3 separate regions of the Mus musculus genome follow, and regions 1 and 3 are each linked to region 2. Evidence: chromatin loops called from intact Hi-C (ENCODE). Cell type or tissue: heart. All regions are shown on one strand. Each heading gives the region's core, and the rest is flanking DNA. Links, peaks and the distances in the headings are about the cores only.

Region 1 (4,400 bases), core at 244-4,243, 290 kb after region 2:
GCTTGACAAAACCATTTCTTCTAGAACTTTCTACTGCCTATGACCAGGTGCATGGTGCTTCCCTTATGTTGAGGCTGTTGGGCTTTTGTTAGTGTCCCCCTACATCAATGCCTTCTAAGGCCAGGCTCTTAGAGGCCTTCTGTGGGGTCTCCACCACCCTGCTGTGGGGAAGCCAGACCACAGCTGTCCCAATGGCCAGACAGCATAGCATCCCTTGACATGCCTGAGTTAGGAAGACGTTGAGCCCTTGAAACCTCATATGGTGGGTAGCCCCTCTCTGTCCTGGGATAGAATTTCAACAATCTCCAATGAGCTGTCACTGATATTGCACAGTTGTAGCTAGATTTACTAGAGGTGGCTAATATTTAATGGTTTTGATATAATAATTTAATTAAGGGATCAGAAATTAATGATACTACCAGGTTGTGTCCTACAAAATACCTAGAAACTTCCTACTGGGAAGGCTGGACACCATTGTGCTTTACAATGGGTTACTCTGACCAGCAAAAAAGCAAAATGTTCCTGAGTGATGGCTCAGCTGTTAGGGACACTGGCTGCTCTTGCAGAGAACCTGGGTTCATTTCCCTGCACCCACAAGGTGGCTCACAACCATGCAGAACCAGGGGACAGAAGATCCAGTGCACTCTTCTGGCTTCCGTGCACACAGCACACATGCCCCAGTACAGGGGAATACCAGGGCCAAAAAGGGGGAGTGGGTGGGCAGGGGAGTGGGGGTGGGTGGATATGAGGGACTTTTGGTATAGCATTGGAAATGTAAATGAGTTAAATACCTAATAAAAAATGGAAAAAAAATTAATTAATTTTACACTAGCCCTATCTCCCACTTCTATTCTATTTATGTTGTTAGATGTGGACATGGGCATCTTAGTTCAATTAGCTGTACAAAGAAAGACTGGGGAAATATAACTGACCTGGAAAATGTGAAGACACTGCACCCCTTCTGTCAGATACCAGGAAAGAGAAGCGAACACACCTGAAACAATTGGAATCCCTTCTGGAATTTTCTGCAGACAGAGGGCTGAGGATGAAGCCTGGCACTGGCAGTAGGAGAAACTTGGCTCCCACAAAAGCCTCACAGAGTTCTGATCACTGCTCAGATCACCTCACACAATGCACAGGTGCAGAGGCTGGGTTGCTCAGTGTGAGCCCAACATCCCATCAATCAGACAGCTTAGTTTTGCACACTTCTTGCTTTCTATTGCAAAGGAACACTCATTCGAGGACCCTAAGTTGGGGTGGGGTGGCTTTGCACCCCATTATTTGTTCCTCTTTCCAGTGTCCTGACTTGAATTATATCTTTTTTCTCTGTTACTTTTTGTTTGTTTGTTTGTTTTAGCTGGATCTTGAGAGAGCCTTTCCCTTATGTAGCCTGACTTTCCCAGATTTCATTGTGTAAAACTCACAGGTATCCAACTGTGTCATCTTCCTGAGTCCTGGGCAAGAGGCACTCATCACAGTACCCAGGCTTTCTCTACTTCTCCCTTCTGTCTAACAGGTCCATGGGAAATGGGTGGCCAAAATCTGTGTTGTCTGGCTGCCAGGACTCCGGCTATGACACTAATAATCCTTAAAGGCTTGCTTGCCTATATACCCTCAGGTGGATATCAGAGGGACTGGTGCTGAACTTTCAGAAGCTGGGGTGTCAGACACAAGCATATTTGGCTGGTGGCGACCTGTATCAGAGCAGCCCCTACACTGTCCCTGCGATGCTCACCCAGGCTCCCCTGGGTAAAGAGGAGGAGCCAGACAAGATGGAGCTGCTGTCACAGTCCCACACTGTGTAAGTGAACATGGTCTCTATGTCAAAACAGTTTGGAAAGGGGTGACATCCAGGCCCACCCAGAATATACAAGGGACTTGGGTGTCCTTGTACATGGGACAAACCTTTTCCTAGCATTTCTAGGTAAAGCTAAAGCTGTCTGGAAATGAGCCTCTGAAGAACTCCCATTAATTACACTCTACAGCCTCTGCCCCAGAAAAGGACTCTGTCAGTTGGTTTGGCTGACTTGGCCCATGCTTCTGCAGGAGGTGGGATGGGGCACCTTTCACAGATGGTGGCCCCTTGCTCTGAAGAGAATCACAAAACTGGAAAGCTAAACTATCTGGTGGTTTTTTCACAGCCTATCAAGGGGACCCGGGATAGAAATGAAGCTCCTGCCCCCAATTCTGCTCTGTTGAGATAACTGCAGTAGCCACCCCCACTCCCATCTCTATCTGAAATGTCACTGAGATGCCAGCACACAGGTCCAGGAGGTTCTCCTTGTGCTCAATGGACAACCACCGCCCTCTAGTGGCTACACGATGCAGCATCATCTCCTAGGGAAGAGGTTCAGGGGCACCCAACCTGCTATGTCAATTAACCTGTTGTTAAAGGTACATATTCCTCCTCACGTTATCCCTGGGAGAGAATTTGTGCAGTTTCTCTTCAGCACAATTTAGCAAACCTCAGTTGATAAAAATGTTCTCCAGAGAAAGGAATTCAGGTTCTATTAGTATAACCAGAGTAGGCTTGACCAGATCATTTCTTCTAGAACTTTCTGCTATCTATGAGCAGGTGCATGGTGCTTCCCTTATGTTGAGGCTGTTGGTCTTTTGTTAGTGTCCCGCCTCATCAATGGCTTCTAAGGCCAGGCTCTTAGAGGCCTTCAGTAGGTCTCCACCACCCTGCTGTGGGGAAGCCAGACCAAAGCTGTCCCAGTGGCCAGAGAGCAGAGCATCCCCTGACAGGCCCGAATTAGGAAGACTTTGGGCCCTTGACACCTCATATGGTGGGTAGCCCCTCTGTGTCCTGGGATAGAGTTCCACCAATCTCCATTGAACTGTCATGGAAATTGCACAGTTGTAGCTCGAATGGGTGTGGCTATTACCCTAGGTGGCTAACATTTAATGGTTTTTATATAATACTTAATTAAGGGATCAGAAATTAATGATACTCACTACCAGGTTGTGTCCTACAACCCAGCTGGAAACTTTCTACTGGGAAGCACTGGACACCATTGTGCTTTACAAGGGGCTGCTCTGACCAACAAAAAGCCAAAATGGACCTGAGTGATGGCTCAGCTGTTTAGGGCACTGGCTGCTCTGGCAGAGGACCTGGGTTCATTTCCCTGCACCCACAAGGTGGCTCACAACCATGCAGAACCAGGGGACAGGAGATCCAGTGCACTGTTCTCGCTTCCGGGCACACAGCACACATGCAGTCGTAGAAACACATGCACTCATCCACGTAAAAGGATAAGACTTTTTCAAAGAAACAAAACATTTTCAACTATGTAAAAGTTCATGTGTATGGTAATGTGGGACAGGAGGCCATTGTCATATAAATACTTATTTGCATTTGGCAGGCCTCCCATCCATCCTTCTACCCCCATTGAACTCCATTGATCCTGTGTCCTTCCCAAGAGAGATTCATGCTGTATACCCATATGAGTTTTTTGATATTTCTTAAAATCTAGGAACTACAAGCACCTCTCTTTTTTCCTTCCTCCTTCATCTGTTTTTGCATGGACAGATTATGTTTCCCACTTTTCTTCAACAATAAAAATTGACCTATGAATTTATTTTATAGTACTCATTAAAGAAGTAGGATATGGAAACTTTTCCAAAGTCTTAATGTTTGTGCATAGTTTTTCCTCAGGGTAGGGAATGCTATAGTGAGCAGCATGGGACACTCTGCAAACCAGAACCCAGTCAGCCATCGTCTGGGGAACACAGAAGAAGCACACTGAGGCCGGTGGAAGCCCAAATGGGAAAACACTAGAACACATGGAAAAGCAGAGGAGCCCTGCCCACTCCCCTAAGAGAAAGGCACAATTAAAGGTGACCACATACACTTTGCTAAAGTTTGTTATACCCACACTCACCTCCATAATAACCATAATGCTCACCTAGGAGGGGCCTCTCTACACTGACATGCTCCTGGCCATGTGTAAATGCATGCTCTCTGTGACCCCGGGCCTGGGCTTGTGTGTATGTGTGTTTGGGTGTGTGTGTATGCATATGCTTTTGTGTACATGTGTGTGAATGGCACAAGTGCCTATGTTTGCCTTTTCCTCAGGCAACTCTATCAGGAGGTTTGCCAGGTCTAGGGCACCTGTGATCATATACATAGGATGACATACTAGAAAACCCATGCTAGAATGATCTGCAGGGAGCAGGTCAGGACAGAGAGAAGACCCTAAGAGGAAACTGCTTCTTCCTGGGATGCTTGTGGTACAGAGGGGATGGTTTGGAAACTTCTGCCCACTTTCTCACAACTGAGGGTCTCCCTGAAGCCAGGCTTCCCAGTGTAGAGGCCTGAGCTTATGGATGCCACTGTGTCCCATTGTGCACATGGAAGAGAGAGGGACAGCAAGGGTCAGTACTGGTAACCACTAGAT
Region 2 (4,400 bases), core at 278-4,277:
CCAGAAGGATCCCAGGAAGAAACGATTTCCTCTTAGGGTCTTCTCACTGTCCTGACCTGCTCCCTGCAGATCATTCTAGCATGGGTTTCCTAGTATGTCATCCTTTGTATATGATCACACGTGCCCTAGACCTGGCAAACCTCCTAATAGAGTTACCTGAGGATAAGGCAAACATAGGAACTTGTGCCATTCACACACATGTACACAAAAGCATATGCATACATACACACCCAAACACACATACACACAAGCCCAGGCCCAGTGGCACAGAGAGCATGCTTTTACACATGGCCAGGAGCATATCAGTGTAGAAAGGCCCCTCCTAGGTGAGCATTAGGGTTATTATGGAGGTTAGTGTGGGGATAACGAACTTTAGCAAAGTGTATGTGAGCATCTTTAATTGTGCCTTTCTCTTAGGGGAGTGGGCGGGGCTCCTCTGCTTTTCCATGTGTTCTAGTGTTTTCCCATTTGGGCTTCCACAGGCCTCAGTGTGATTCTTCTGTGTTCCCCAGACAATGACTGACTGGGTTCTGGTTTGCAGGCTGTTCCGTGCTGCTCACTATAACATTGCCTACCCTGAGGAAAAACTATGCACAAACATTAAGACTTTGGAAGAGTTTCCATATCCTACTTCTTTAATGAGTACTATAAAATAAATTCATAGGTCAATTTTTACTGTTGAAGAAAAAATGGGAAACGTAATCTGTCTATGCCAAAACAGATGAAGGGGGATGAAAAAAAGAGAGGTGTTTTTAGTTCCTAGATTTTAAGAAATATCAAAAAAAATCATATTGGTATACACAGCTTGAATCTCTCTTGGGAAGGACACAGGATCAATAGGGGTCAATGGGGGTAGAAGGATGTATGGGAGGCCTGCCAAGTGCAAATAAGTATTTATGACAATGGCCTCCTGTCCCACACTACCATGCACATGAACTTTTACATAGTTGAAAGTGTTTTGATTCTTTGAAAAAGTCTTATCATTTTACATGGATGAGTGCATGTGTTTCTATGACTGCATGTGTGCTGTGTGCACGGAAGCCAGAAGAGTGCACCGGATCTCCTGTCCCCTGGTTCTGCATGGTTGTGAGCCACCTTGTGGGTGCAGGGAAATGAACCCAGGTCCTCTGCAAGAGCAGCCAGTGCCCTTAACAGCTGAGCCATCACTCAGGACCAGTTCGGGTTTTTTGCTGGTCAGAGTAGCCCATTGTAGAAACCATATTGGTGTCCAGTGCTTCCCAGTAGAAAGTTTCCAGCTGGGTTGTAGGACACAACCTGGTAGTGAGTATCATTAATTTCTGATCCCTTAATTAAATTATTGTATCAAAACCATCAAGTATTAGCAACCTCAGATAATAGCCACACCTCTTCTAGATACAACTGTGCAATATCAGTGACAGCTCATTGGAGATTGGTGGAACTCTATCCCAGGACAGAGAGGGGCTACCCACCATATAAGGTATCAAGGGCCCAAAGTCTTCCTAATTCGGGCCTGTCAAGGGATGCTCTGCTGTCTGGCCACTGGGACAGCTGTGGTCTGGCTTCCCCACAGCAGGGTGGTGGAGACCCCACAGAAGGCCTCTAAGAGCCTGGCCTTAGAAGGCATTGATGTAGCGGGACACTAACAAAAGACCAACAGCCTCAACATGAGGGAAGCACCATGCACCTGGTCATAGGCAGTAGAAAGTTCTAGAAGAAATGATCTTGTCAAGCCTACTCTGGTTATACTAATAGAACCTGAAGTGCTTTGTCTGGAGAACATTTTTTTTAACTGAGGTTTGCTAAATTGTGCTCCTGAGAAACTGCACAAATTCTCTCCCAGGGATAACGTGAGGAGGAATATGTACCTTTAACAACAGGTTAATTGACATAAGCAGGTTGGGTGCCCCTGAACCTCTTCCCGAGAAGATGACGCTGCATCATGTGGCCACTAGAGGGTGGTGGTTGTCCATTGAGCACAAGAAGAACCTCCTGGACCTGTGTGCTGGCATCTCAGTGACATTTCAGATAGAGATGGGAGTGGGGGTGGCTACTGCAGTGATTTCAACAGAGCAGGATTAGGGGCAGGGGCTTCATTCCTATCGCGGGTCCCCTTGATAGGCTGTGAAAAAAAAAAAAAACATCAGATAGTTTAGTTTTCCAGTTATGTGATTCTCTTCAGTGCATGGGGCCACCATCTGTGAAAGGTGCCCCATCCCACCTCCTGCAGAAGCATGGGCCAATTCGGCCAAACCAACTGACAGAGTCCTTTTCTGGGACAGAGGCTGTAGAGTGTAATTAATGGGAGTTCTTCAGATGCTCATTTCCAGACAGCTTTAGCTTTACCTAGAAATGCTAGGGAAAAGTCTGTCCCGTGTTCAAGGACATCCAAGTCCCTTGTATTTCGGTGTGGCACTGGATGTCAGCCCCTTTCCAAACTGTGTTGACATAGAGACCATGTTCATTTACACAGTGTGGGACTGTGACAGCAGCTCCAGCTTGTCTGGGTCCTCCTCTTTACCCAGGGGAGCAAGGGGAGCCTGGGTTAGCATCCCAGGGACACTGTAGGGGCTGCTCTAAAGGAGGATGCCACTAGTCAAATATGCTTGTGTCCTGACACCCCAGCTGCTCAAAGTTCAGCTGCAGTCCCCCTGACATCCACCTGAGGGCATACAGGCAGCCAAGCCTTTATAAGGGTTGTTAGTGTCAGAGCCTGGGTCCTGGCAGCTGGACAACCTACACTGTGGCCACCCATTTCCCATGGACCTGTTAGACAGAAGTAAGAAGCAGACAAAGCCTGGGTATGGTGGTCAGTGCCTTTTTTCCAATACTCGGGAAGCTGAGACAGTTGGATACCTTTGAGTTCTACATAATGAGTTGCGAGAGAGTCAAGCTACATAAGAGAAAGACTCTTTAAGATCAAACAAATAAAAGAAACAAAAAGTAGCAGAAAAAGAAGATATAATTTAAGTCAGCACTTTGGGAAGAGGAACAAATAATTAGGTCCAAGGTCAACCCACTCCAACTTAGGGTCCTCGAATGAGGGTTCCTTTGCAATAGAAAGCAAGAAGTGTGCAAAACTAAGCAGTCCTGATTGAGGCGAGGTTGGGCCCACACTGAGCCACCACAGCCTTTTCACCATTGTCTCCTGTGAGGTGATCTGACCAGTGACCAGAACTCTGTGAGGCTTTTGTGGGAGCCAAGTTTCTCCTCCTGCCAGTGCCAGGCTTCATCCTTGGCCCTCTGCCTGCAGAAAATTCCCAAAGGGATTCCAATTGTTTCCGGTGTTTCTGCTTCCGTTTCCCGGTATCTGACAGAAGGGGTGCAGTGTCTCTTTGGAGCGTCTTCACGTGTTCCAGGTCAGTTATATCTCCCCAGTCTTCCTTTGTACAGCCGTGTTGAGTGAAGATGCCCATGTCCAAAAATACCAACATAAATGGAATAGAAGTTGGAGCCAGGGTTAGTGTAAAATTAATTGTTTTTTAATGTAAATCTAAGTAAAACATGAATCCGGCAGCTGTATTTCTTTACCTTCTGTAGTCCTCAACAACCACACAGAGAAGTACAATTTATTAAAATACCCTTCAGCCGGGCGGTGGTGGCACATGCCTTTAATCCCAGCACTTGGGAGGCAGAGGCAGGTGGATTTCTGAGTTCGAGGCCAGTCTGGTCTACAAAGTGAGTTCCAGAACAGGTAGGGCTATACAGAGAAATCCTGTCACGAAAAACCAAAAAACAAAAAAACAAAAACAAAAAAACCCTTGAGGCGAATACTGAGCAATCTTACTCCATACTAAACCTGCAAGTTCATCAGGATTCCTCCCAGACAATATCTCCACATTACTTGCAATTTTTGCCCTTTCTTGATCCACCTCTCTCTCCTTAAGGTTCCAAGACCTGTCCTCATGGCTCCACTCCTTCCCTTCCTGTCTCTTTCCCCACCCCTCCTAGAATAGGAAGTCCCACCTTATCCTCTCTAAAGCTCTGGATTGGCTCATTGGCTTTTATTGGCAAGGCAGAGAATGAATAAGGAGCAGTGTTTACAGAAACTTGAGACAGGAGCTTCTAAGAATAAACAGAGCAGAGCTATGTCAGGATCAAACCCAGATAGTGGGATAGAGGAAACAGTGATTGAAATAACACAAGGCTAAACTTTACACAGGGTGCAAAAACATTACACCTACAGGTAAGAGCACATACAAGGTCTTGCCAGGCAACCCTACACAAGAATCTTTGCTCTAGACTCTTTTGGTTATATCTATAGTTGAAAGGGCTGGCACTATTGTCCTCATTTTGTTGTTGGCTTGGATACAGAACAAGCCATGAAGCACATGCTGACTTCAAAACTTTAGCTTCCTCTACCCTAACTTCTCAAGTACCATGTCACATCTATTCTGGCTAGTTTCTTGTCAACCTGATAC
Region 3 (4,400 bases), core at 244-4,243, 120 kb after region 2:
CTTCAGACACACCAGAAGAGGGCACCAGATCCTATTACAGATGGTTGTGAGCCACCATGTGGTTGTTGGGAATTGAACTCGGGACCTCTAGAAGAGTCAGTGTTCTTAACCGCTGAGCCATCTCTGCAGTCCGCCTACGAGCTTTTATATACTCTGGATATACACACTGAGTGCCTCATGCTCATGTCGCAAGATATGATCAGAATTGCCCACATGGTGTCCCAATTCTTACCTTCCTGGAGAGAAGCTGATGTGGGAAGAGTTGGGAGCTTTGTTTGTTTTTGCTCTGTTTTGCTTTGTATGGGCCAGCTGAGGGGTTTGCTGCTGCTTAGCCAGTGTTTTTATATTTTAATTCTAAAGCTAGTGCCTTACAGAAACTTATACATCTTTGCTTCTTTGAAACAAGATTCCCTTCCCTATCAGCCTTGATGGCGTGGGGCCAAGCTACCTCGAGAAGTCCCTGAATCACGCTTTTCCCTCGTCTTCTTTCCAGCGTTCCAATCCACATGCTGCTTATCCCAACCCTGGACCAAGCACATCACAGCCCCAGAGCAGCATGGGATACTCAGCTACCTCCCAGCAGCCTCCACAGTACTCACATCAGACACATCGGTACTGAGCTGTGCTGGAGTCTGTCAGTGCACTGTTGCTCATGCTGCAGGACTGGCTGCGGCACTCGCGGGAACCTGGTGTGGGCCATGCGAATGTACTGTACAACCACATCTTCACAATGTCCAGTAGCCGAGTTCCACCAGTTGTCACAGATTGGGGTGGTAGCTTCCAGGTTGTACCTAAGTTTGGAGTTAGACTTGAAATGAAAGTGCTAGCACAGTTGTGTTGTGGGTTTGCTACTTCCATAGTTTACTTGACATGGTTCAGACTGACCAAGCATAGTTTTCAGTGACAGTCTGTAGCAGTTGAAGCTGTGAAATGTGCTAGGGCGAGCATTTGTCCTCGTGTGTGGTGACTTTGAGTGTAACAGCGTGATCTGACCAATAGTACACACAGACGCAAGGTTTAACTGGTACTTGAAACACAGATTATGTTAACAAAATAACCAAGATTTAAAGATTATTTTGGTACACCTTTCTTTTTAGTGTCTTATCAGTGGGTTGATTCATCTTCTACATAAATCAGTGTTTTATGACCAAGAATATTGCTTGGATTGTTTTGAAAGTACAAAAGAACCACATAGTTTCTACTGACAGGTTTCAGAGCTCCCAAAGATTAATTTCCAACTTAGAGGTTTGTTTTTATTTTCAACCTATGACGACTTGACTGGTCTTAAAGCTGCTATTTGATAGTAATTAAATATGTTGTCATTGATAGAAGCCTGTTGGTTCAGCAAACTGAAATGAGTGTTGCAGACAGGGTTTTCTTTTCCTCGTTGGTGTTGCTGATTTGTGAGCATGCTTTCTGAATACAAAAGCATGAGTGGCGACCTCCGTGAGGCACGGTGACCTCCTCGAGGCACGGTGACCTCTGCGAGGCACGGCGTCAGTCCGCACTCTTCTGTCCTGATTTGAAGCTGCCTAGTGTAGTGCTATTACAATTTTGTTCAGTTAACTTTCTTTTTAAAAGGTTGTTCGCACATTTTTAGGGTGCCCTTACTTCAGCAAAGGAGAGGGAGTAGGAGAGCCTTAGAACTTTTGAGGGGAAAATAAAAAGCTATAACATACAACGTACTGTATCAAACTATTTTACATGAATGACACAAGTATTCTGAATAAAAAAAAATTGAACATTGTTAAAAACAAGGTGTTATGTAATAAATTTATTTTTCATAAATCAATGTATGGTGTCAACTATATTTTTCAAATTCACCAAGGGTCTTTTGTTGTATTTTAAAACATGCCTCTGTATAACTCTTCCCAGTGACTTATTGGTGACAACTGATGGCTTAGGCTGAGGTGTGCACTCTGGTCAGCTGTCTAGGTCTGTAGCACAGGGGACAGGTAGCTTTATAGTCGGCTAGTTCTGGTAATGGTAGTTCCACTCCGTTACCCTTGGTTCCTCCTTTTTAGAGCTAACAGATATTTTCTCAAAATCTGAAGCCATCCCTTTAAAAACAATCTAGCGCAGTCCACGAGCTGAGGAATCAGTACTGGTAGGCCTGACCAGAAGAGAAAGGGGGGTTGCTGGGAGTGGCATTTCCAAGTCTTCTCACCCCTGTTCACACCCATACTGCATGCCTTTGATCACACAGGTCCCTCCTTAACCCTCTGAATTGAGTGGTTGTGTTTGGTTTCTGTCAACCTTAGCTCTCACGGTGTTTCTTATGACCCTTACACGTTGTCTTCTGGTGTTTTTCTCCTATACTGAGTGGCTTAGAAGCCCAGTGGCTGTGAGGGCCACCTACACATTCCCCCTTCGCCAGCTAGTTCCAGAGATTGACTCAGTAGGACTTGGGTGGATATGGAAATGTGGCTCCTTTCCAACGAACTCCCCCAGTCCTGAGACGTGAGCCTGAGAAATATGTTAGGAAAGACCATTCTGTGGGGCTGGAGAGATGGCTCAGCACTTAAGATCACTGCTCTTCCAGAGGACCATAGGCCAGATCACAGGCATCTTAACTGCAGCCCCAGATGCCCCCTTCAGGCCTTCATGGGTACTGCATACATGTGGCCTATCATGCACACTCAGGCAAAACACTCGTAAAAATAAACCTGTCTTAAAGAAGAAAGACTGCTCCAGGGCCACTCACCTCCACAGCGAGCGAGCCACCAGCAGAATTCAGTGACATGAGGGAGGGGCTTGCTGTATGGACAGCCCATTTTCCTGCCCTGGGAGTTCAGAACCAAAACCCCATTATAACAAGCTGCTATTAATGCCCGGGGCCTGTTTGCTCACTTCTCCTAAATGTCGCTATCATCCTGATCGGGCCTGTCTAATCTCATGATAAGATGTGACTGACATATCTAGCCTGCTTGCTTTCTGAGTTTTGGGTTCCTTTATGGAGTTATGTGTGCTACAGAGAAGACCCCTATGACCTACCTGCCAGCTTTCTTTATTCTGTACCTCTTACTGCATGGCAGTTATTACCTGACTGGCCAGGCCTGTTTGTTTCCCATAAAATGGGAGCTTCTTGAGAGCAGGGCCTCTTATATGTGTATCCATGCTACTCCCAGATAATGTCGGCCAGGTTGTAACTTTGTTAGGCTGCTGATCCCAAGGGTTCCAGTCCAGACCCGCTTGTCCTACCATTGCTACAGGTTGTCTGTGCTGAGTGCAGCGATCTCAGACTGGTCTCTACTCTCTACCTCCTTCAGATTCAACCGTGCCCCAGAGTTGCTGCTAGAGGGCCAGACAAAGTCCAGCACAATCTTTTCTCAAATGTCTTAGGTCTGTTTCAGATATATGTCTTGTTGGCGCTCTTTAAAATGGTCTATAGTCTAGCTTTAAAATAGCATTCAATAAAACTCGTATTTGGAATTTGAAGTTTGGATCTCCCCCAAGGCCAGCTGTTCTCCTAAGCAGCGGGCAATATAGTGAGAATAAACTAGAAAAGCGGCAACTGTATTGTAAAAGTGGTAAAGGCAGGGTGTGAACAAAGATGCCTCTGGTCCTAAGATTGAATTTGATTCCTGATAAAGTTAATCTGAATGATACACTTGCAATACATACACACACTTACACGCTCACACACATGCACACAGAAATTACATTAAATGCATCATAGTTACCGACCAACCTCCCTCAGCATCAATACTACCCTGAAGGTTTACATGTCCCTTGTGACCATGGTGTTAATAGATTGTTGCTCCACTAACCAACAGGCTACCTCCTCACCTCCCATGTTCCTCTTAACAAAACAGACCACATGAACCTTTCAGTGCTAAGCCCATGTCCACCTTCTCATGTCTCTCCAGCATGTGTCGGTAAAAGCAAAGACCTTTGTGTCCCAGACAAGTACCCGCATGATCCGGCCCCTTGGAGGAAATCTGTCTTCTGGTCGTCCAGCTCCACTGCACCCTGTAATTCTTAGGGCTGCAGAGCATTGCCTTGTCGCACCTGCTCTTGGCTGCCCAGTTCAGTGATAGTTCTGTGCCCTGCCCGCATACACCAGCAGTTGTCTTCCTCATACCTGCTTCGCTTTTCCATGTATAGCAATGACAGGCACTATATATAACCCTGAAATTCTTTCTCCTCACCAGCGAAAAGAGACTTTGGAGGACAGTCTTAATGTCAGCTACTGAAAGATTCCAGTGAAATTCTAAGTGAAATGTCTCCAGGAGTCCCAGGTGCTCTACACTTGCTTGCTAGCTGGGGGTTCTGCATTGGTGCTGTTAATGGAACCTTTAGCGTGTGGGACCTAGAGAGTGATCATGGGTCACTGGGGAGCAAGCATTAAGGGTAGTTGGCTCTGCTTCAGGCCTGAGTGTTCATCTTCCAACACCATG

What was found. Hi-C counts contacts between places; a loop is a spot of excess contacts. Peaks named below come from ENCODE experiments on the same cell type or tissue, not always from the same donor. Only the 100,000 strongest peaks of a DNase experiment are listed, where the experiment ranks them.
Region 1: it touches region 2 in a loop (2.5-fold over the local background); 19 of 42 quality-filtered maps call a loop at or near these places.
Region 3: it touches region 2 in a loop (8-fold over the local background); 23 of 42 quality-filtered maps call a loop at or near these places.

The regions. Positions count from the first base shown.
Region 1 is chr5:146,477,431-146,481,830 of GRCm38, forward strand. No RefSeq gene overlaps it. Among named protein-coding and RNA genes, the nearest start is that of Gm6408, 2.3 kb to the right of the region's middle. In heart, for the core only: a CTCF peak has its summit at 2,337 (motif pointing left); no DNase peak of the experiment used is centred there.
Region 2 is chr5:146,185,695-146,190,094 of GRCm38, forward strand. It overlaps a transcript of 1700001J03Rik not described here. Among named protein-coding and RNA genes, the nearest start is that of 1700001J03Rik, 2.6 kb to the left of the region's middle. In heart, for the core only: a CTCF peak has its summit at 1,928 (motif pointing right); a DNase peak (open chromatin) is centred at 1,937.
Region 3 is chr5:146,301,083-146,305,482 of GRCm38, forward strand. It overlaps Cdk8 (cyclin-dependent kinase 8), which reads left to right. Exons shown (of 13, transcript NM_153599.4): 13 at 494-1,792. The coding sequence ends at 619. Among named protein-coding and RNA genes, the nearest start is that of Gm52832, 3.1 kb to the right of the region's middle. In heart, for the core only: a CTCF peak has its summit at 2,603 (motif pointing left); a DNase peak (open chromatin) is centred at 2,609.